2 separate regions of the Homo sapiens genome follow, and region 1 is linked to region 2. Evidence: read pairs that join two places in POLR2A ChIA-PET (ENCODE). Cell type or tissue: PC-9. All regions are shown on one strand. Each heading gives the region's core, and the rest is flanking DNA. Links, peaks and the distances in the headings are about the cores only.

What was found. ChIA-PET counts read pairs that join two places held together with the same protein. Peaks named below come from ENCODE experiments on the same cell type or tissue, not always from the same donor. Only the 100,000 strongest peaks of a DNase experiment are listed, where the experiment ranks them.
Region 1: POLR2A ChIA-PET joins it to region 2 with 5 read pairs; 13 of 35 experiments call an interaction of 5 or more read pairs at or near these places.

The regions. Positions count from the first base shown.
Region 1 is chr3:51,503,699-51,521,086 of GRCh38, forward strand. LOC105377085 (a long non-coding RNA gene) reads left to right here and starts at 3,372. Exons shown (of 3, transcript XR_940835.3): 1 at 3,372-3,660. It also overlaps a transcript of DCAF1 not described here. RefSeq lists a silencer at 16,195-16,489. In PC-9, for the core only: no CTCF peak of the experiment used is centred there; a DNase peak (open chromatin) is centred at 7,473.
Region 2 is chr3:51,624,783-51,628,782 of GRCh38, forward strand. RAD54L2 (RAD54 like 2) reads left to right here. Exons shown (of 23, transcript NM_015106.4): 4 at 2,771-2,972. Among named protein-coding and RNA genes, the nearest start is that of TEX264, 44 kb to the right of the region's middle. In PC-9, for the core only: no CTCF peak of the experiment used is centred there; no DNase peak of the experiment used is centred there.

The DNA.
Region 1 (17,388 bases), core at 5,115-9,114, 120 kb before region 2:
ACCCTACTCCTGCCTGGTGGCCCCTGTACCCCACCCCCAGAAAATGAGGAGAGGGAACGCCACATCATTTCCCAAAGGGTGTGTAATTATGTCTGATTACATCCACATCCACTACTCTCACTTTACAGAGAAAGAAACAAATTCCACAAAGTCAACAACTTAAGTGCCCACATCGATCAGTGGGCACAGATAAAGAGGAGATAAAAAAGCAAGCATACCTAGCCTCTTTTGCCTCAGGTTCCTGGGGTTGGAAATCCTTCCAGGAGGAAGAGTGGAGTCAACATTGGGGAGAGAGTCTGTATTGGCCTTGGCTCCAAGCTCTCAGAAGCCCCTGAACATTTTTTTTTTTTTTTTTTTGAGATGGAGTCTGGCTCTGTCGCCCAGGCTGGAGTGCAGTGGCACAATCTCAGCTCACCGCAAGCTCCGCCTCCTGGTTCAGGCCATTCTCCTTCCTCAGCATCCTGAGTAGCTGGGACTACAGGCGCCCGCCACCACGCCTGGCTAATTTTTTATATTTTTAGTAAAGACGGGGTTTCACTGTGTTAACCAGGATGGTCTCGATCTCCTGACCCCGTGATCCGCCCGCCTCTGCCTCCCAAAATGCTGGGATTACAGGCGTGAGCCACCGCGCCTGGCAACCCCTGAACTTTTATTTATTTATTTATTTTGAGATGGAGCCTCACTCTGTCCCCAGGCTGGAGTGCAGTGAAGCAATCTCGTCTCACTGCAACCTCTGCATCCTGGGTTCAAGTAATTCTCCTGCCTCAGCCTCCTGAGTAGGTGGGATTACAGGTGCCCGCCACAACACCTGGCTAATCTTTGTATTTTTAGTAGAGATGGGGTTTCACCATGTTGGCCAGGCTGGTCTCGAACTCCTGACCTCAAGTGATCCACCCACCTTGGCCTCTCAAAGTGCTGGGATGACAGGTGTGAACCACCATGCTTTGGCCACTCCTGGATTTTTAGAAAGACCATTCTACAGGATTCAGGGAATAGACCATTCTACAGGATTCAGGGATCTCTGGCCTGACCCATTTGAAGGTACTCTGGAGACTGCTGGGGCAGACCCTCATGATGACTCAGGTCAGAAAGAGTTTACCACTCTATCAGTTATTTCATTTCAAGAAGGCCTGGGCCTGGCACGGTGGCTCACACCTGTAATTCCAGCACTTAGGGAGGCTGAGGCAGGTGGATCATTGAGCCTAGGAGTTCAAGACCAACCTGGGCAACATAGTGAGACTCTATCAGTATAAAAAATAATAAAAATAAAAATAATTCTTACAGCCAGGCGTGGTAGCTCACGCCATAATCCCAGCACTTTAGGGGGGCAAGGCAGGTGGATCACCTGAGGTCGAGAGTTCGAGACCAGCCTGGCCAGCATGACAAAACCCCATCTCTACTAAAAAATTACAAAAATTAGCCAGGTGTGGTGGTGCATGCCTGTAATCCCAGCTACTCAGGAGCCTGAGGCATGAGAATTGCTTGAACCCAGGAGGCGTAGGTTGCAGTGAGCCGAGATCACACCACTGCACTCCAGCCTAGGCAACAGAGTGAGATTCTGTCTCAAAAAATAATAATAATAAAAATAAAATTAATAATAATTTTTTAAATTAAAAAAAGAGAGGGCCTACAGAAGAATGGCTTTGTTGAATGGAACAAATTCAAAGGTCAGAGACCCACCACACCAACCGAAGTAAATACTTCTACCATGGGCGTATCCCTCTTGGAGATGTTGCCAGATACAGCCTGGGGTACCCAGTTAGGCCTGGGAGCCAAAGTCATCAAGACGGGAGTTTCTAGGTGTAGAGGGTGTCATGGGCTCTTACCGTGGGGAAGTTCTTCATCCCTTAGAGGTGGCGATGTCTCTGTGTGAAAAGTCTCATGATGTTCCTGAGGGGAGCCCCCTCTGCCCTGCTCCTGCTTCAGCAGGTCCAGGCTTCTGACAAGATAGCCTTTTGTGAAGTCACAAAGCTGGTTGCCTCCCCACAGGACCAGGGACCAGGACAACCAGGGACTAGTGGGCATGACTTTAGGGGAGAAGGGACTTCACAAGCAGCCTGTAGGCTCTGGAGAGGGGTGTGGGGTCTGGAGGGGCTCACTGGACCAGTCTCAGGCTGTAGTGGGTGAGGAGGGTTATTGGAGACTCAGGATGGGATCAGTTTCTCATGTCTCAGTCATCGCCAAAAGATAAGAACAGTTGGGGCCTGAGCCTGTATTCCTTGACCATTATCCCATCCGTTGAGACCCTAGGGCCAGAGGAGCACCCTTGCCCCTTTTGAATATATATAAGGGTCCTGATCACTGATGTTCTGGGTCATCCCTGGAAAAAGGAGGTTAAGGCCCCTGAGCCAGGGACCAGATCTTCTCCTCAGTGCCATCCCTCTGTGACCATTCAGTTTCTTTTCTTTTTTCTTTTTCTTTTCTTTCTTTTTTTTTTTTTTTTTTTTGAGATGGAGTTTCACTCTTGTCGCCCAGGCTGGAGTGCAGTGGTGTGATCTTGGCTCACTGAGACCTGCACCTCCCGGGTTCAAGCGATTTTCATGCCTCAGCCTCCTGAGTAGCTGGGATTACGGGTGTCCGCCACCACACCTGGCTAATTGTTGTATTTTTAGTAGAGACGGGGTTTCACCATGTTGGCCAGGCTGGTGTCGAACTCCTGACCTCAAACGATCCACCTGCCTTGGCCTCCCAAAGTGCTGGGATTACAGGCATAAGCCACTGCACCTGGCCTGACCATCCATTTTCTACCTGTTTCCTGGGCAAGCACATTCTGCCAAATTCTGCTACATTGAAAAGTGGCCCTGGTAGCCTTGGGGCACCCCTACCTGTTGGATTACGCAGAGGAAGAAGAGTGTCAAGAGAAGAAAGTGGAGCGCTCAGTGCCCACTCTCTCCAGAGGGTAGAGACTCCCACCTCCTGAAGAGGCAATTCAGGGGAGAAAACAGAAAACAACCCGGGGAGAAAGTGTCATTCCACAAAATGTGGAAACTCAGTTACTGCCTTGGAAGGTCACACTTCGTAAGCGGGGCATGGGGGCAGCCACTGAATGGAAACCTTGTTTTAAAAACAAGTTGCAAGGCATGGGTGGCTCACGCCTATAATCCCAGCACTTTGGGGGGCCGACGTGGGCAGATCACCTGAGGTCAGGATTTCAAGACCAGCCTGGCCAACATGGTGAAACCCCGTCTCTACTAAAAATAGAAAAAATCAGCTGGGCACTCCTGTAATCCCAGCTACTCGGGAGGCTGAGGCAGGAGAATCGCTTGAACCCCAGAGGCAGAGGTTGCAGTGAGCCAAGATCATGCCACTGCACTCCAGCCTGGGCGACAGAGAGAGACTCCCTCAAAAAAAAAAAGAAAAAAAGAAAAAAAAGAAAATCAAATGAACAAAAATGTGTCTTAAGTTAGGATTCCCGAGCCCTTGCCCTGTGCCTGGCCCTGTACCCTGTGTCTTCAGTGCTGCGGAGAATGCAGCACAGACCCTGCCCTCAAGGCTTACAGTCTAAGGCCTGAATGACTATGCCCAGCTCCCTCCCTTAAAATGAAGGCTGCTATTCCCAGAAGTCAGGGGCAGCCTGGAACCCAAGAGCCTTGTATCCCTGTCCAGGGCATTACATTTCATGAAGGCAAGAACAGACCAAATCCTGTGGACTTTTGGCAGGTAAGCTAAGACAGCATCTCACTGCCTCTCAGGGTCTGCAGGTCTGGGTCTTGGTGTCATTAATTCTGTTGAGAGTTGCTCACCACCATGTGTCTCCTCCAGACCAAGGAGACATCTTGGCTATTTTGTATTCAAGCCATGCCTCCACTGAGGGTTTCTGCTGTCTGCTCTATGGAGCCAGCAGGCATCCTGTGGGACAGGTCTGGTGTGAGGTACAAGAGACTAGAGGTGACCCTGGGCAAGTTTCCTCATACATCCCCCATAAGGAGGGCTTTACTAGATCTATGATTTTCTTTCTTTCTTTCTTTCTTTTTTTTTTTTTTTTTTTTTTGAGACAGAGTCTTGCTCTGTTGCCCAGGCTGGAGTGCAGTGGTGCGATCTTGGCTCACGGCAACCTCCACCTCCCCGGTTCAAGTGATTCTCCTGCCTCAGCCTCCCGAGTAGCTGGGCACACGCCACCATGCCCAGCTAATTTTTGTATTTTTAGTAGAGATGGGGTTTTGCCATGTTGGCCAGGCTGGTCTTTAACTCGACCTCGTGATCCACCCACCTCGGCCTCCCAAAGTGCTGGGATTACAGGCGTGAGCCACTGTGCCTGGCCTAGATCCATGATTTTCAAATTATATTAGTATTATGATTTTACCACAGAGTCTTTTTAGTCCCACTGAAATCTTGTATACCTCTTCATTAAGTAGAGAAAAGGAATGATGCAAGGGATTCTAGGTCATGATGTGGCAGAAAAACTCCTAGTGTTACAAGGAATGCAGTTTAAAAACCATGCACCAGCCGGCTGAGCACGATGGCTCATGCCTGTAATCCCAGCATTTTGGGAGTCCGAGGCGGGCAAATCACAAGGTCAGGAGTTCAAGACCAGCCTGGGCAATACGGTGAAATCTCTCTACTAAAAATACAAAAAAAATTAGCCGGGTGTGCTGGCGGGTGCCTGTAATTCCAGCTACTCCGGAGGCTGAGGCAGGATAATTGCTTGAACCTGGGAGGCGGAGGTTTCAGTGAGCAGAGGTCGAGCCACTGTACTCCAGCCTGGGCGACAGTGTGAGACTCCGTCTCAAAAAAAAAAAACCATGTACCACATGGCTTCCAGACCCTTTCAGGTGCTGTGAATCTGTGACTGCAAAGTCCAGATTATGAAAGATGGGAACAGGACAAAGAATGCCACATGTAGTGGCCACCTCAAGAGTTCTGCTCTGAATATTTCCGCTGCAACTACTCATTCCTGGTTCCAGTTCAGCTTATTTCCAGCCACCAGCGTGTCCCCAGCCCACCTCTCACCTGGCCCTCTGCTCCTACCTTTGTTCCTCTCTTGCAGGCTCTGAAATCAGCATCTAGGCCTTAGGGGCTCAAAGCCCACATGGGTTCTAAGTCAGGAGTACAACAGTCACCTCTCTGTACCTGAATCCAATAGGCAGGAGACAGGAGGCTTTCTCCAGGTAACATTCATCTTTGCCTAACTCTCTTCCGAGATCCCTGTAGTCTCTGGAATTGTCCTGGTCCTTTTTTGGATGCAGGGCATATTTGATTTCATGGGGCTGCCAACCTCACCTGCCAGAAGATGCTCAGGACAGCCAGGATGCAGTATAAAACCTGCCCTCTCCAATTTCTTTTCTCCTAAGATACAGATCAGAGGGAAGACGGGCAAGATGGGCTTCCCACCCCACAAGGCAGGCATGTCTGAATTCTATGAGCTTTTGTTTCAAATAATTTATGAGAAGCATCAGGGCCTTGGCTCATTCTAAGAGCAAGTCAGGAGAGCAGAGTTATGGTGCCGTGAGCCTTGTTGCAGGGAAAGGGAGCTGCATTATAGCTGAGAGCAAAGGCTGCTCTCTGCCTTGTGGCTAGCAAGGCATGGCAAAGAAAAGCGGACATTCCCTAGGGCCAGGCATGGTGAACGAACAAGACAAGCTGACAGGCTAGTACAAGGTTCTCAACCCTGGCTGCAATTCAGATCACCTGCAGAGCCTTTATGAACCTCTAGTGTCAAGACCCTACCCCAGTTCAATTAAGTCAGAATCTCTAGGGCACAGGCAACAATGTTTTCCAAAGCTCCCCAGATAACGAATACTCCACTAAGGCAGAGAACCTCTGGTCTAGGAGGAAAGACTGGCATTAAACAGGATGTGGGCGGGCCGGGTGTGGTGGCTCACTCCTGTAATCCCAGTACTTTGGGAGGCTGAGGCGGGCAGATCACCTGAGGTCAGGAGTTCAAGACCAGCCCAGCCAACATGGTGAAACCCTGTCTCTACTAAAAATACAAAAATTAGCTGGGTGTGGTGGCAGGTGCCTGTATTTTTAGTCTCCACTAAAAATACAAAAATTAACCAGGCGTGGTGGCAGGCACCTGTAATCCCAGGTACTCAGGAGGCTGAGGCGGGAGAATCATTTGAACCTGGGAGGCAGAGGTTGCAGTGAGCCGAGATTGCGCCATTGCACTCCAGACTGGGGGACAAGAACAAGACTTTGTCTCAAAAAAAAAAAAAAAAAAAACAGGATGTGGGCATGATGACCTTTACCCTGAGGTGGGGCCTAGAGGCCTAAAATGTGGGGTGTGGTAAGCTGGACCTTTCTGCTCCTGGAGGCCACAGGGCTCCTTCTTACCCACCCCTGCACATCCTCCATACACATCCCACACACACACCCAGCACCTATTGTGGGGAAAGCAAAACAGAAGGCTCAGGAACCCAGCTCCAGGGAGGGGAAGAAGCATGCACTCTAGGTTAGAATCACGACCCTGAACTCTCTAGTTGTGTGGCCCTGGCAACCTTTGAGCCTCAATTCCTCCTCTGTAAAATGGACATAGTAGGCCGGGCACGATGGCTCATGCCTGTAATCCCAGCACTTTGGGAGGCCAAGGGGGTGGATCACTTAAGGTCAGGAGCTCAAAACCAGCCTTTCCAACATGGTGAAAGCCTGTCTCTACTAAAAATACAAAAATTAGTTGGGTGTGGGTGGCGTGTGCCTGTAATCCCAGCTACTTGGGATGCTGAGGCAGGAGAATTGCTTGAACCTGGGAGGCGGAGGTTGCAGTGAGCCAAGATCACGTCACTGCACTCCAGCCTGGGCAACAGAGCAAGGCTCTGTCTCAAAAAAAAAAAAATGGAGGTAGTAATACCTGCTTTGAGGGTGGTTGCAAGGAGGGCAACGGGAAGCACTGGCTTACAGAAAGGGCTCCAGAGATGAAGCTGCTAGCAGCAGCAACCACAGCCCCAGCTCCCTCTGTCAGCTTGGACAAAGCTCTAATGATCATCCACCCAGTCCCCTTGTTTTTCACGTGAAGACCTCAGTGTCCAAAGGAGAGAGGTTTGCTCCAGACACGCAGCCAGCAAGAATCTTAATCTCCCAGGCAGCTTCACATCACAGCAGTTTTTTTGTATTGAACTTTAGCTTTCATCTCTCAGCAAAACTCCTAAAATTACTATAGGGGCTTCTTCTCTCTCTCTGTCTTTTTTTTTTTTTTTTTTTTTTTACTCTGTCACCCGGGCTAGAGTGCAGTGGCACGATCATAGCTCGCTGCAGTCTCAACCTACCAGGCTCAGGCAAATCTCCAACCTTAGCCTCCCTAGTATCTAGGACTACAGGCACACGCCACCATGCCCAGCTAGTTTTTTTTATATATTGTTTATTTTTTGTAGAGACAGGGTCCCACTGTATTGCTCTGATTACAGGTGTGAGCCACCCTACCCAGCCTACTGGGGCTTCTAAAGCAGCAAGCAGGGATTTAAAAATACCTTTAGGCTATCTTATCTGAGATGCCTGATTGATCCTTGAAGTAGAAGGTGTGTTCAGCCAGTCTGACCACTTGGCTCCAGTCCCCTTTGATGTTCCTGATACAGAGAAGAAGGTTCATTACCTCAGTGGCAAGGGTGTGGCCATCCCAAGGCTGATGATTACATAAGAAGATGCCACTCTGCCTGGGCTGAGGTTAGGAAGTGGGTAGGGTAGGTAGGGAAGAGAGATGCTGGGTTTTCCATATAAGCCTTTTTTGTATTCTTTGACCTTTTTTTTTTTTTTGAGACGGAGTTTCGTTCTTGTTGCCCAGTCTGGAGTGCAATGACGCGATCTCGGCTCACCGCAACCTCCTCCTCCTGAGTTCAAGCGATTCTCCTGCCTTAGCCTCCTGAGTAGCTGGGATTACAGCCTAATGCCACCATCATACCCGGCTAATTTTGTATTTTTAGTAGAGATGAGATTTCTCCATGTTGGTCAGGCTGGTCTCAAACTCCCAACCTCAGGTGATCCGCCCACCTTGGCCTTCAAAAGTGCTGGGATTATAGGCGTGAGCCACCGCGTCCGACATATTCTTTGCCTTTTAAGCCACTGAGTATACATGGCTTTTTTTTTCTTTTTTGAAACAGAGTCTCACACTGTCACCCAAGGTGGAGTGCATGGCACAATCGCAGTTTACTGTAGCCTTAATCTCCATGCTCAAGTGACCTCCCACCTCAGCCACCCAAGTAGCTGGGAATACAAATGCATGCCACCATGCCCAGCTAATTTTTGTATTTTTTGTGGAGACAAAGTTTCGCCATGTTGCACAGGCTGGTCTCGAACTCCTGGGCTCAAGCAATCCGCCTGCCTCAGCCTCCCAAAGTGCTGGGATTACAGGCATGAGCCACTGCACCTGGCTGAGCATGTACCACTTTAATAAAAATAAAATTACACTGAAAAGTAAAGCATAGGCCAGGTGCAGTGGCTCGTGCCTGTAATCCCAGCACTTTGGGAAGCCAAAGCAGGCAGATCACCGGAGGTCAGGAGCTTGAGACCATCCTGGCCAACATGGTGAAACACCATCTCTACCAAAAATACAAAAATTAGCCAGATGTGGTGGCAGGCTCCTGTAATCCCAGCTACTTGGGAGGCTGAGGCATGAGAATCGCTTGAACCCAGAAAGTGGACTTTGCAATGAGCTAAGATCGCACCACTGCACTCCAGCCTGGGGGATAGAGCGAGACTCTGTCTCCAAAAAAAAAAAAAAGAAAGAAAAGAACAGTAAAGCTATACATGTCACTATATATTTGTCAAAACCTATAGATATACAACACCAAGAGTGAACCCTAATGTAGACTATGGATTATGGTCGATAATGATATATCAGTGTGGGTTCATTGATTGTAACAAATGTACCACTCTGTTGTAGGATGTTGATAATGGAGGAGGACGTGCATGTGTGAGAGCAGGGGCATATGGGAACTCTGTACTTTCTGCCCAATTTTGCTATTAACTTAAGATTGCTCTAAAAAAAAGTAGTACAGCTGACTCTTGTGTGGGGGTTAGGGGTGCTGACCCCCCACCACAGTAGAAAATCCATGTATAACTTTTTTTTTTTTGAGACAGTCTTACTGTGTCACCAAAGGCTAGGGTGCAGTGGCACAATCTCAGCTCACTGTAACCTCCGCCTCCCAGGCTCAAGCGATTATCCTGCCTCAGCCTCTCAAGTAGCTGGGATTACTGGTGCCCACCACCATGCCTGGCTAATTTTTGTAGTTTTAGAAGAGATTGAGTTTCACCATGTTGGCCAGGATGGTCTCCAACTCCCGACCTCAGGTGATCCGCCTGCCTCGGCCTCCCAAAGTGCTGGGATTACAGGCATGAGCCACTGCACCTGGCCCCGTGTATAACTTTAGATTCCCCCAAAACTTAGCTACTGATAGCTTACTTTTGACCAGAAGCCTTACTGCTAGCATAAATAGTCAATTAACACATATTTTGTATGTTGTATGTATTATATTCTGGTTTTTCTTTTTTTTTTTTTTGAGATGGAATTTCGCTCTTATTGCCCAGTCTGGAGTGCAGTGGCACAATCTCGGCTCACCGCAACCTCTGCCTCCCAGGTTCAAGCAATTCTCCTGCCTCAGCCTCCCCAGTAGCTGGGATTACAGGCATATGCCACCACATACCGCTAATTTTTGTATTTTTAGTAGAGACGGGGTTTTGCCATGTTGGCCAGGCTAGTCTCGAACTCCTGATCTCTGGTGATCCGCCCACCTCAGCCTCTCAAAGTGCTGGGATTACGGGCATGAGCCACCAAGCCCGGCCTATATACTGTATTGTTAGAATAAAGTAACTAAGGAAAATAAAATGGTGGCTGGGGCCAGGTGCGGTGGCTCAGGCCTGTAATCCCTGCACTTTGGGAGGCTGAGGTGGGTGGATCACCTGAGGTTGGGAGTTTGACACCAGACTGGCAAACATGGCAAAACTCTGTCTCTACTAAAAACACAAAAATTAGGTGGGCATGGTGGCAGGCACCTGTAATCCCAGCTACTCAGTAGGCTGAGGCAGGAGAATGGCTTGAACCCTGGAGGTGGAGGTTGCAGTGAGCGGAGATGGTGCCACTGCACTACAGCTTGGGTGACAGAGCCAGAAAGAAAAAATAAATAAATAAAAAAGAAGGAAAAGGAAATGGCAGCTCTGGGAGGCTGAGGCGGGAGGATCCCTTGAGGCCAGAAGTTTGAGACCAGCCTGGGCAACACAGCAAGACCCCGTCTCTACAAAAAGGAAAGAGAAAGAAAAAGTTAAGAAAATCAAGCCAGGCATGGTGACCCTCCTATAGTCCCAGATACTCAGGAGGCTGAGGCAGGAGGATCTGAGCTCAGGAGTTTGAGGCTGTATGGCAACATAGTGAAACCATGGCTGTAAAAAAATTAAAGGAAGGAAGGAAGAAAGGAAGGAAGGAAGGAAAGAAAGAAATTCATAAGAGAATATATATTTACAGTACTCTATTGATCAATATCATAAGTTTACATTATCTGTTTACAATGATGTCCGACTGAAATGAGGGGTAACCACAGCCGCAAACCTCAATTAAGGAATTCAACTTTTTCTTGTAATGTCATGACTTTTCTCTGCTTCTTGGGAGCGTTTCCAGCATCAGTAGTGGTACTTCATATGGGTCCCATGGTGTTATTCGAAGTTTACGGTATTGCACTTAACAAGATGAAAAATACAAGAGAATTGAGGGAGGTCACTTTTAGTGCTATACACAATTTACTGGAGAGACAAATCGCTCATGTGATAATTAGCAGCACATGATGTTTTAAGCTTCAGCTCACAACAGCAACAGGAAGTGGCTAGGAAATTATTGCAGTAGTACAGTACATACTACAGTTAATTTTATGCAGTTATGATTTATTTATTTATTTATTTATTTATTATTTAATTATTTAAGACTGGATCTTCTCTCTCTATCATCCAGGCCGGAGTATGGTAGTGCAACTATGGTTCACTGCAGCCTCAATCTTTTGGACATGCTCAATCCTCTTGCCTCAGCCTCCCTAGTAGCTGGGACTATAGGCACACACTACCACGCCCAGCCTGTGTGTGTGTGTGTAGAGATGGGCTCTGCCTACATTGCCCAGGCTGGTCTCAAATTCCTAGGCTCAAGTGATCCTCCTGCCTTAGCCTCCCAAAATGCGTTCATTACAGGCATGAGCCACTGCACCCAGCCAATTATGATTTAACACTGCATCTTTACATTCGTTCACATTTCTCTTGGCTGTAAATGGTGCTATATACAGTCTTTAAGTGTTTGTACATATAAGGTTTTGTTTTGTTTTGTTTTGTTTTTTTGAGATGGAGTCTCGATCTATTGCCCAGGCTGGAGTGCAGTGGCGCAATCTCGGCTCACTGCAATCTCCGCCTCCAAGGTTCAAGTGATTCTCGTGCCTCAGCCTCCCAAGTAGCTGGAATTACAGACGTGTACCACCACGCCTGGCTAATTTTTGTATTTTTAGTAGAGACTGGGTTTCACCATGTTGGCCAGGTTGGTCTCGAACTCCTGACCTTAGGTGATCCACCCACCTTGGCCTGCCAAAGTGCTGGGATTACAGGCTTGAGTCACCACGCCTGGCCTTGTAAGTTTTCATAAATTTTAACTTCTTATTTTATTTTATTTATTTTTTATTTTTTTGAGATAGAGTCTTGCTTGGCTCATTGCAAGCTCTACCTCCTGGGTTCCAGTGATTCTCCTGCCTTGGCCTCCCGAGCAGCTTGGATTACAGGTGTGCACTACCACGCCCTGCTAAAAATTTTAACTCTTTTTTTTTTTTTTTTTTGAGACAGAGTCTAGCTCTGTGGTCCAGGCTGGAGTGCAGTGGCACAATCTGGGCTCACTGCAAGCTCCGCCTCCCGGGTTCACGCCATTCTCCTGCCTCAGCCTCCCGAGTAGCTAGGACTACAGGCGCCTGCCACCACGCCTGGCTAATTTTTTGTATTTTTAGTAGAGACGGGGTTTCACCATGTTAGCCAGGATGGTCTCAATCTCCTGACCTCATGATCCACCCACCTCGGCCTCCCAAAGTGCTGGGATTACAGGCCACTGCACCCGGCCTAAAAATTTTAACTTTTTATAACAGATTTGTGAATATGTTATGGTGGTAAATGAAAAAATAAACTCATATCTACATGTATTTTATGCATTCATGATATAACTTTTTCTTAAATTTTAAAAATATTTCTAACCTGTAAGGTTTATCTGCAAGTTTTTTAAATTGTTGCACCAAAAATTTTTCCAATGTATTTATTGAAAAACATTTTTGTATAAGTGGACCTGCACAATTCTTTTTTTTTTTTTTTTTTTTAATTGAGACAGAATTTCGCTTTTGTCGCCCAGGCTGGAGTGCAATGGTGAGATCTCCGCTCACGGCAACCTCTGCCTCCCATGTTCAAGCGATTCTCCTGACTCAGCCTCCAGAGTAGATGGGACTACAGGCATGCGCCACCATGCCCGGTTCATTTTTGTATTTTTAGTAGAGATGGGGTTTCACCATCTTGGCCAGGCTGGTCTTGAACTCCTGACCTCAGGTGATCCACCCGCCTTGGCCTCCCAAAGTGCTGGGATTACAGGCGTGAGCCACCACACCTGGCACAATTATTATTATTTTTTAATTTTGTAGAGGCCAGGAGTGGTGGCTCATGCCTGTAATCCCAACACTTTGGGAGGCCAAGATGAGTGTATGGCTTGAGCCCAGCATTCGAGACCAGCCTGGGGAACATAGCAACATTAGCTGGTGTGATGGCACACACCTCTAGTCCCAGCTACTTGGGGTACTGAGGAAGGAGGATTGCTTGAGCCTGGGAGGTGGAGGTTGCAGTGAGCCGAGATTGCACCATTGCCCTCTAGCCTGGGTGACAGAGCCAGACCCTGTCTCAAAAAAAAAAATTTCTTTTTTTTGGTAGAGACGGGGTCTCAACTGTGTTGTCCAGGCTGGTCTCAAACTCCCAGCCTCAAGCCATCTTCCCACTTCGGCCTCCCAAAGTACTGGGATTACAGGCATGAGCCACCGTGTCCAACTAACCCTCACAGTTCAAATCTGTGTTGTGTTGTTCAAGGGTCATCTGTATATTTATAAATAAATACTCACGCATGCAGAGAATAGTGCCCATCCCATGGGGTTTGCAAGGATTACATGAGCTAAGGGATGTGAAGGGCTTAGCCTAGCCCAGATGAGTGTTCAATATGAGTTGGCTTTTTCTTTTATTGCCATCTCTGTCCCATGGTTCCCTCTCAGCTGCTATTCATGGGAGGGAGATGGTAGGAACAGGTCCCTCTTGCCCTTTATCTCAGTATGCTGAAGCATCAGAGGCTTTGTCACTAGCTCAGGCACATGGCTTAACTGGTGATGCTACAAGCCAGGCCTCTGGTGACAGTTACTAATCCCTGTTGGGGCCAGAATTCTGCACTCAGCCCAGACTTCTGAGAGGAAGTAAGCACCTACTTTGTGCCAGGTCCTATGTTCAGCCTTCAAAGTATTCTCTCGACAGTCTAACAAGGTAGGGTAGGCATTATGCTCTATTTTAAACAGATGAGTAAGATGAGGCCCAGAGAAGTTAAATTACACATTCAAGGCTACTCAGCTACAAGAACAGTCCAGGCAGAGTTTCTGCTCTCCTCTATCAAAAAGGAGGCACAGAAGTGAACATTCCACCAGCACCCCAAGGACACTCCCCGACCCCACAACCTCAGCAGCCTAATGGAAAGGCCACCTTGGAGGACTGCCTCTTCTTCCCAGGGGGGCTGGAGTAGCTTGGTGGTTCCACCAGGTCTGTTTGGACACTTGCCCTGGGGAAGAATGAGAAAGCATTGGCTGGGTGCGGTGGCTCACACCTGCAATCCCAGCACTTTGGGAGGCTGAGGCGGGTGGATCACCTGAGGTCAGGAGTTTGAGACCAGCCTGGCCAACATGGTGAAACCCTTCGCTACTAAAAATACAAAAATTAGCCAGGCGTGGTGGCGCACATCTGTAATTCCAGCTACTCGGGAGGTTGAGGCAGGAGAATCGCTTGAACCCAGGAGGCAGAGGTTGCAGTGAGGTGAAATTGAATCACTGCACTGCTGCCTGGGTGACAGAGCAAGACTCCGTCTCAAAAAAAAAAAAAAAAAAAAGAAAGAAAGAAAGAAAGAAAGAAAGAAAGAAAGAAAGAAAGAAAGAAAGAAAGTATCCCAATCCGGCCGGGCACAGTGGTTTACGCCTGTAATCCCAGCACTTTGGGAGGCCGAGGTGGGCGGATCACAAGGTCAGGAGATCGAGACCATCCTGGCTAACATGGTGAAACCCTGTCTCTATTAAAAATACAAAAAATTAGCTGGGCGTGGTGGCAGGCACCTGTAGTCCCAGCTACTCGGGAGGCTGAGTCAGGACAATGGTGTGAACCCAGGAGGCGGAGCTTGCAGTGAGCCGAGATTGCGCCACTGAACTCTGGGCAACAGAGCAAGACTCCGTCTCAAAAAAAAAAAAAAGAAAGAAAGAAAGTATGCCAATCCTCTCCTTAGGGGCCTGGGGCTGGGGCTGCTGGAGCGAAAGACCTGATTCTCCACAGACTCCAAGAGGTTTTCTCTTCCATTCCCCTGATCTCTCCCTTGCTCCTCCATCTAGCCACATTCAGTTTTCTTTTTTTTTTTTTTTTTAGTTTTTCTTGCTTGTTTCCATCATCATCATCATCATCATCATTATTATTGTTGTTGTTGTTTTGTTTTGGAGATGGAGTTTTGCTCTGTCACCCAGGCTGGAGCACAGTGGTGTGATCTCGGCTCACTGCAACCTCTGCCTCCGGGGTTCAAGCAATTCTCCTGCCTCAGCCTCCTGAGTAGCTGGGACTACAGGCGTGTGCCTCCCAGGTTCAAGTGATTCTCCTGCCTCAGCCTCCCGAGTAGCTGGGATTACAGGCATGCACCATCACGCCCTGCTAATTTTTGTATTTTTAGTAGAGATGGAGTTTCACCATGTTGGCCAGGCTGGTCTTGAACTCCTGACCTCAGGTAATCCACCCGCCTCGGCCTCCCAAATTGCTGGGATTACTGGTGTGAGCCACCATGCCCAGCCCCTTTTTAAAATTACTTGATTTAGGGCCAGGCGCAGTGGCTCACGCCTGTAATCCCAGCACCTTGGGAGGCTGAGGCAGGTGGATCACCTGAGGTCAGGAGTTCGAGATCAGCCTGGCTAACATGGTGAAACCCCATCTCTACTAAAAATTAAAAAAATGGCCAGGCGCGGAGGTACGCGCCTGTAATCCCAGCATTTTGGGAGGCCAAGGCGGGCGGATCACGAGGTCAGGAGATGGAGACCATCCTGGCTAACACAGTGAAACCCCGTCTCTACTAAAAACACAAAAAATTAGTCAGGCGTGGTGGCAGGCGCCTGTAGTCCCAGCTACTTGGGAGGCTGAGGCAGGAGAATGGTGTGAACCCGGGAGGCGGAGCTTGCAGTGAGCCGAGATTGCGCCACCGCACTCCAGCCTGGGCGACAGAGCAAGACTCAGTCTCAATAAATAAATACATAAAATTTAAAAAAAAATTAGCTGGGCATGGCAGCAGGCGTCTGTAATCCCAGCTACTCAGGAGGCTGAGGCAGGAGAATCGCTTGAACCTGGAGGCAGAGTTTGCAGTGAGCCAAGATCGCGCCATTGCACTCCAGCCTGGGCGACAAGAATGAGACTTCGTCTCAAAAAAAAAATTAAATTATTTGATTTAATTTAATTTATTTATTTGGAGACAAGATCTCTCTCATCCAGGCTGGAGTGTAGTGGTGTGATCTTGGCTCCTGCAGCCTCCACCTCTCAGCCTCAAGCAATCCTTCTACCTCAGCCTCCCAAGTAGCTGGGACTGCAGGCATGTGCCACCACGCCTGGCTAATTTTGGTCTTCCTTGTAGAGACAGAATTTTGCCACGTTGCCCAAGCTGGTCTCGAACTCCTGGGCTCAAGCGATCTGTCCCCCTTGGCTTCCCAAAGTGCTAGGATTACAGGTGTGAGCCACCACACCTGACCCAGTCCTCCCACTTTCAATTTAGGCCACCACCATCTCCCCAAAGGGGCCATTGTAGAGTTTCCCCATCCCCAGGCTTCTACTCTTAGTGCCCTTATGGTCCATTTAAATTGCAATTTGTCTTAGACTTTCATGTGGCTTACAAGTTCCCATGTGGCCCTGGCCCCATCTCCAGCCTTGCCTCTTTGCACCTTATCCTGGAGTTCCCATCTCTTGGCCTTTGCCTATGCTGTTCCCCTTGCTCAGAATCCTCTCCTGTATCTTTCACCCAGCCCCAACTTCTGGCCCTGGCCTGTCCTGTCTGTTCCCTTCTGTCCTTTACCTCAGCATAGGTTGGGAGCCTGCCTGGCTACTCTTGCCTCAATAAGGACCATTGTAATAGTATCCAGAACGCTTGAAGCTCCTATAAGCAAAACAAGGAGCCGATTGTAAGGATTGTAAAGAACTGATTGTATGGGGGTGTTCTTTAGACTCCACAGCCAACAACCCTAGTCCTTTCCTCCTCCCTCCTCTGGGACTCTCAGCCCAATGCTTTCTGCCTGGTTGCTTCATAGCTCCCTGCATCTTTGAAACTTGACTCAAAATCCTGGGATATAGAATAGAATTGGCCCACCTGTAATGAGGTAATCTCCCTGGGCCACTCAGCTACTGGTAGGGAACTAAGACTCACAAGACACACAGGGTCTCCAAGCCTCAATCCTGAGTGGGTAAGCAGTTTTACAGAGGGGAAGATGGGCTAAAAAGACCCCAAAGGTGTCTCCTATAGCTCCTTCAGGGAGTATTTACCTTGTGCTCCCCTCTTGCAGTGGTGTAACTACCACTGCCTGCTGCTGTTCTAACTCCTCCAATGGACATTTAGGCTTAGGACAGAAGCCAAGTGGTATAAATCCATCTCCAGGACCAAAATGAAATTTACCCAAAAAGTATTTGTGGGGTGAAGTGCAAAGAAAGCACAGAAAAAGGGCTGGCCTTCAGGTTCTTGGAGCCATCACAAAACAGGTCATGTTTGGGCTGGGCATTAGAGGGAGTAGATTTACTAGCTGGGAGGGAAAGATGACCCTCTGGCTTGAACTGGACCAGTCACACATTACTGTGCATCCAACCCATTGGGTGACTGCTATGGGATTAGGATAAGGCCTGGAAATGGGTGAGGAGTGGCCAAAGGAAGGATTTGACTCTTAAGTGTCTGAGCCAAATATTTCCTTTTCTGAACCCCCCTTCTCACAGGAGTTAAGGCTGTATTATAATTATGTTTGTTGGCCGGGCGCAGTGGCTCATGCCTGTAATCCCAGCAGTTTGGGAGGCTGAGGCAGGTGGATCATTTGAGCTCAGGAGTTCAAGACCAGCCTGGCCAACACGGTGAAACTCTGACTCTACTAAAAATACAAAAATTAGCCAGTCATGGTGGTAAGTGGCTGTAATCCCAGCTACTCAGGAGGCTGAGGCAGGAGGATC
Region 2 (4,000 bases), core at 1-4,000:
TCTGGCATCAACATGAAAGGGACCATAAGGAAACTGGAGTAGTAATATGACAAGGAGGAGGCCATACCAAGCTATGGAAGGTGAGCAGTAACATGGATACTCACAATTCCCTGATTCAGCCAGTGAGTGGTAAGACAGCCCATATGTTATTTCTTAGTGGTGGCTGAGTGCATAGGATGATGACCCATGGTACATCATTCTTTTGGCCTAGGGAACATCAGCTTACAGGTTCATTCATCAAGACTTAATGACAGCCCCACCTCTCTTTACCAAAGGCTCTCAGGTTGAATGTTTCTTACCCCAAAGACACTTGACTACATACTCATAGAAAAAAAGTTGAATAAATAAATGGGAGGCCGGGCACAGTGGCTCACTCCTGTAATCCCAGCACTTTGGGAGGCTGAAGTGGGTGGATCACTTGAGGTCGGGAGTTCGAGACCACCCTGACCAACGTGGAGAAACCCCATCTCTACTAAAAATACAAAATTAGCTGGGCGTGGTGGCACGTGCCTGTAATCCCAGCTACTCGGGAGGCTGAGGCAGGAGAATCGCTTGAACCCGGGAGGCGGAGGTTGAGGTGAGCTGAGATCGTGTCATTGTATTCCAGCCTGGGCAACAAGAGTGAAACTCCATCTCAACCAATCAATCAATAAATAGGACAATTCTTCCCTACAGAAAAATTCCAAATAATAAATGTAGAAGGAAAGAGGAAAATAGAAAACCACCATTAACATACCACAGTAATAATTGGCTCTAGGTAAGACCCACCGATGAACATTAAAATTAGTGGGTGAGGCTTGGTGCAGTGGCTCATGCCTATACTCCAAGCACATTGGGAATGTGAGGCAGAAGGATCACTTGAGGCCAGGAGTTTGAAACCAGCCTGGCCAACATATCGAGACCTTGTCTCTACAAAAAAGAAAAAAAAAATTAGCTGGGTGTGATGGCATGCACCTGTAGTCCCAGCTACCTGAGAGGCTGAGGCTGGGAGATCGTTTGAGTCCAGGAGTTTGAGGCTACAGTGAGGTATGATTGTGCCACTGTACTGCAGCCTGGGCATCAGAGCAAGACCCTATCTCTTACAAAAAAAAAATAGTGTTAAAGGTCATGAGAGACCAGAATAGACTGAGAAGCTGCCATAGTTTAGAGGAGACTAAGGTGACATGACAGCTAAATGCAACATAGTATCCTGGATGGGGTCCTGTAACAGAAAAAAGGATATTAATGGAAAACTGGTGAAATCCCAATAAAGTCTATAGTTAAAAGCAAACAATAAGCCACCAGCCCTCCAACCCCGCCGACCCCACCAAAAAAAAACAACCAAAAAAACCCCACAAAGTTCCTGGGTCCTTCCTGCCTGAGATCCAAATGGCATTGTCTAGAGCACCTCAGTTCTGGCATTTATATTCTAGTTCTGAATTCTTGTTACCTTTGGGAAAGACCTTTTGGTTGTGTAGTGCCTGTGTCTGGGAGGCTCTGATGAATTTGGGGACAGGCTTGTGGTCTATGTGACTCTCAAAGCCTGCCTACCCAGTGAACAGAATGCTACTCAGCAGGCTGAGGACAGGGGTATGCACATGGATCCGCCTACTCCAACCCCAGTCCTTGCTGGTATTGGATGTTACAAATGACATCCCCTGGACCCCCAACGATCTTTTTTTTTTTTTTTTTTTTTTTTTTAAGAGGGAGTCTCATTATGTCGCCCAGGCTGGAGTGCAATGGTGTGATCTTGGCTCACTGCAACCTCCGCCTCCTGGGTTCAATTGATGCTCCTGCCTTAGCCTCCCGAGTAGCTGGGATTACAGGCGCCCGCCACCATGCCTGGCTAATTTTTGTATTTTTAGTAGAGACTGGGTTTTGCCGTGTTTGCCAGGCTGGTCTCGAACTCCTGACCTCAGGTGATCCTCCCGCCTCAGCCTATCAAAGAGTTGGGATTACAGGCATGAGCCACCGCGCCCAGCCCCCAACTATCTTTTAAGGCATTACCTTTAGACATTCTGCTTATCTTTCAAGGCCTGACTCACATTTTACCTCCCATATAGTTCCTTCATGATCATTACATGTATTAGTATCTTTCAAATTCCTGTGATGTCTTCAACCTTAAAGTTCTTTATATCTGTTGATCTGCCCTTCCTGTGATATATAGCACACCTTGCCATGTTGAGTCTGTGTTTGTACATGCCCTGTCTCCCTAAGCAGAACACAAACTTCTTGAAGGGAAGGAGTCTTACAAAACCTTCTAAACTTCATGAGGGGAAGGAATCTTACAAATATCCCTTGAAGCGTCTAGGATATTGCTTGCCATAAGCCCTCATGAAATGATTGGCAAGTTTGAGTGAGTGAATGCTTTAAGACAGATGAGAGGTGAATGGACTTGCTTAGAGTCATACCACTGGGTATGAGCTATATTTGGAGCCTAGCTGCTCAGTTTGTCCCTTTCTGAGCATTCTGAGGCCATGAAACTTACTAACTCTGATCATAGCACTAAACTACAGTAATAGTGATGGCTATCATTTGTTGTGGGCTTACTCTGGGCCAGGCTTGGTTCTAGGCATGCACGCTATGCAGTCCTCACAATAGCTCTGAGGTATGGGCCTCACTATCCTCATTTTGTAGATACATCCACTGATGTTCAGAGAGATATAAAGAATTTGCCTTAGATTACCAGCTAATAAGTTGCTGAGTTGAGATTTGAACCCAGGTGTGTCTGTCATCCAGACTCATTCCCCCTCACCCCTATAAAGCAATGTCTTTCCCCTTGTTTTTTCAGACCCATCCCTGGAAGGCATGTGTGGCACTGAGCATGCCCAGTTGGGAGAAGATGGGCAGCAGCCGCCGCGGTGCACTTCAACTACCTCATCTCAGTCTGAGCCTTCAGAGCAGCTTAGGCGCCACCAAGGCAAGAACCTAGCCTCCGAGGACCCCAAAAAGAAGAGAGCTCAGAAGCCCTCCCACATGAGAAGAAACATACGGTGAGCTGTGCTCTGTGTAAGAGGAGAGGGAAAGGAATAGAGATTTTACCTTCATCTTAAGGCTGTCAATAGCAAAAAGACTGATTTGGGAAGGACAGTTCTCTCTCCAAAGGAGAAAAGTGTCAGGTGTGTGTCTTCATTAATAGTGAAGGTGCAGCTCAGGATCACTGGACTTGGGCATTCAGAGGACTGTAGGGAGAATGAGAAAGGCCTTGACCACTGCTGGAGGGTCTTCTACTCTCTGGAGGCCCCAGGTGGCAGCCCGAAGATGATAGGGTGCTCTGAGCTGGACTTTCCGGTTTTTCCTCTATTTTTCCTTTTGTCTCAAAACAAGAGGAGACTTTATAAAGTTGAGTTCTCATCTTCTTAGACGTCAACTTCAAATGGTAGAGGACTGTCTGACCCAAAGCAAGACTCCTTCTAAGAGCAAAAATGTGAACTTCTTTAACTATCCAAATCCCCAACAGTTCTTCCTTCCATCAAATAACAATGCGTGCCATTGAAAAGAAATGAATGATATCTTTTTCTCCTCCTGCCTCCACTTAAAAAAAAAAATAACGACAACTTGAAATATTACTCTGAGTTTGAAAATAATATAGAATCCCTGTAACCCTAGTTTCTTTTCTTTTCTTAATTTATTTATTTATTTTTTTTGAGATAAAGTCTCTCTCTGTTGCCCAGGCTGGAGTGCAGTGGCGTGATCTTGGCTCACTGTACCCCCACCTCCCGTGTTCTAGCGGTTCTTGTGCTTCAACCTCCTGAGTAGCTGGAACCATAGGTGCCCGCCACCACACCTGGCTAATTTTTGTATTTGTAGTAGAGACAGGGTTTTGCCACGTTGGCTGAACTGGTCTTGAACTCCTGGCTTCAAGTGAACTGCCCACCTTCGCCTCCCAAAGTGCTGGGATTTCAGGCATGAGCCACTGTGCCCGGCCAATCCTAATTTCTTTTCTACATGACAACACTATTTTTTTTTCTTGAGATGAAGCCTCACTCTGTCACCCAGGCTGGAGTACAGTGGTGCAGTC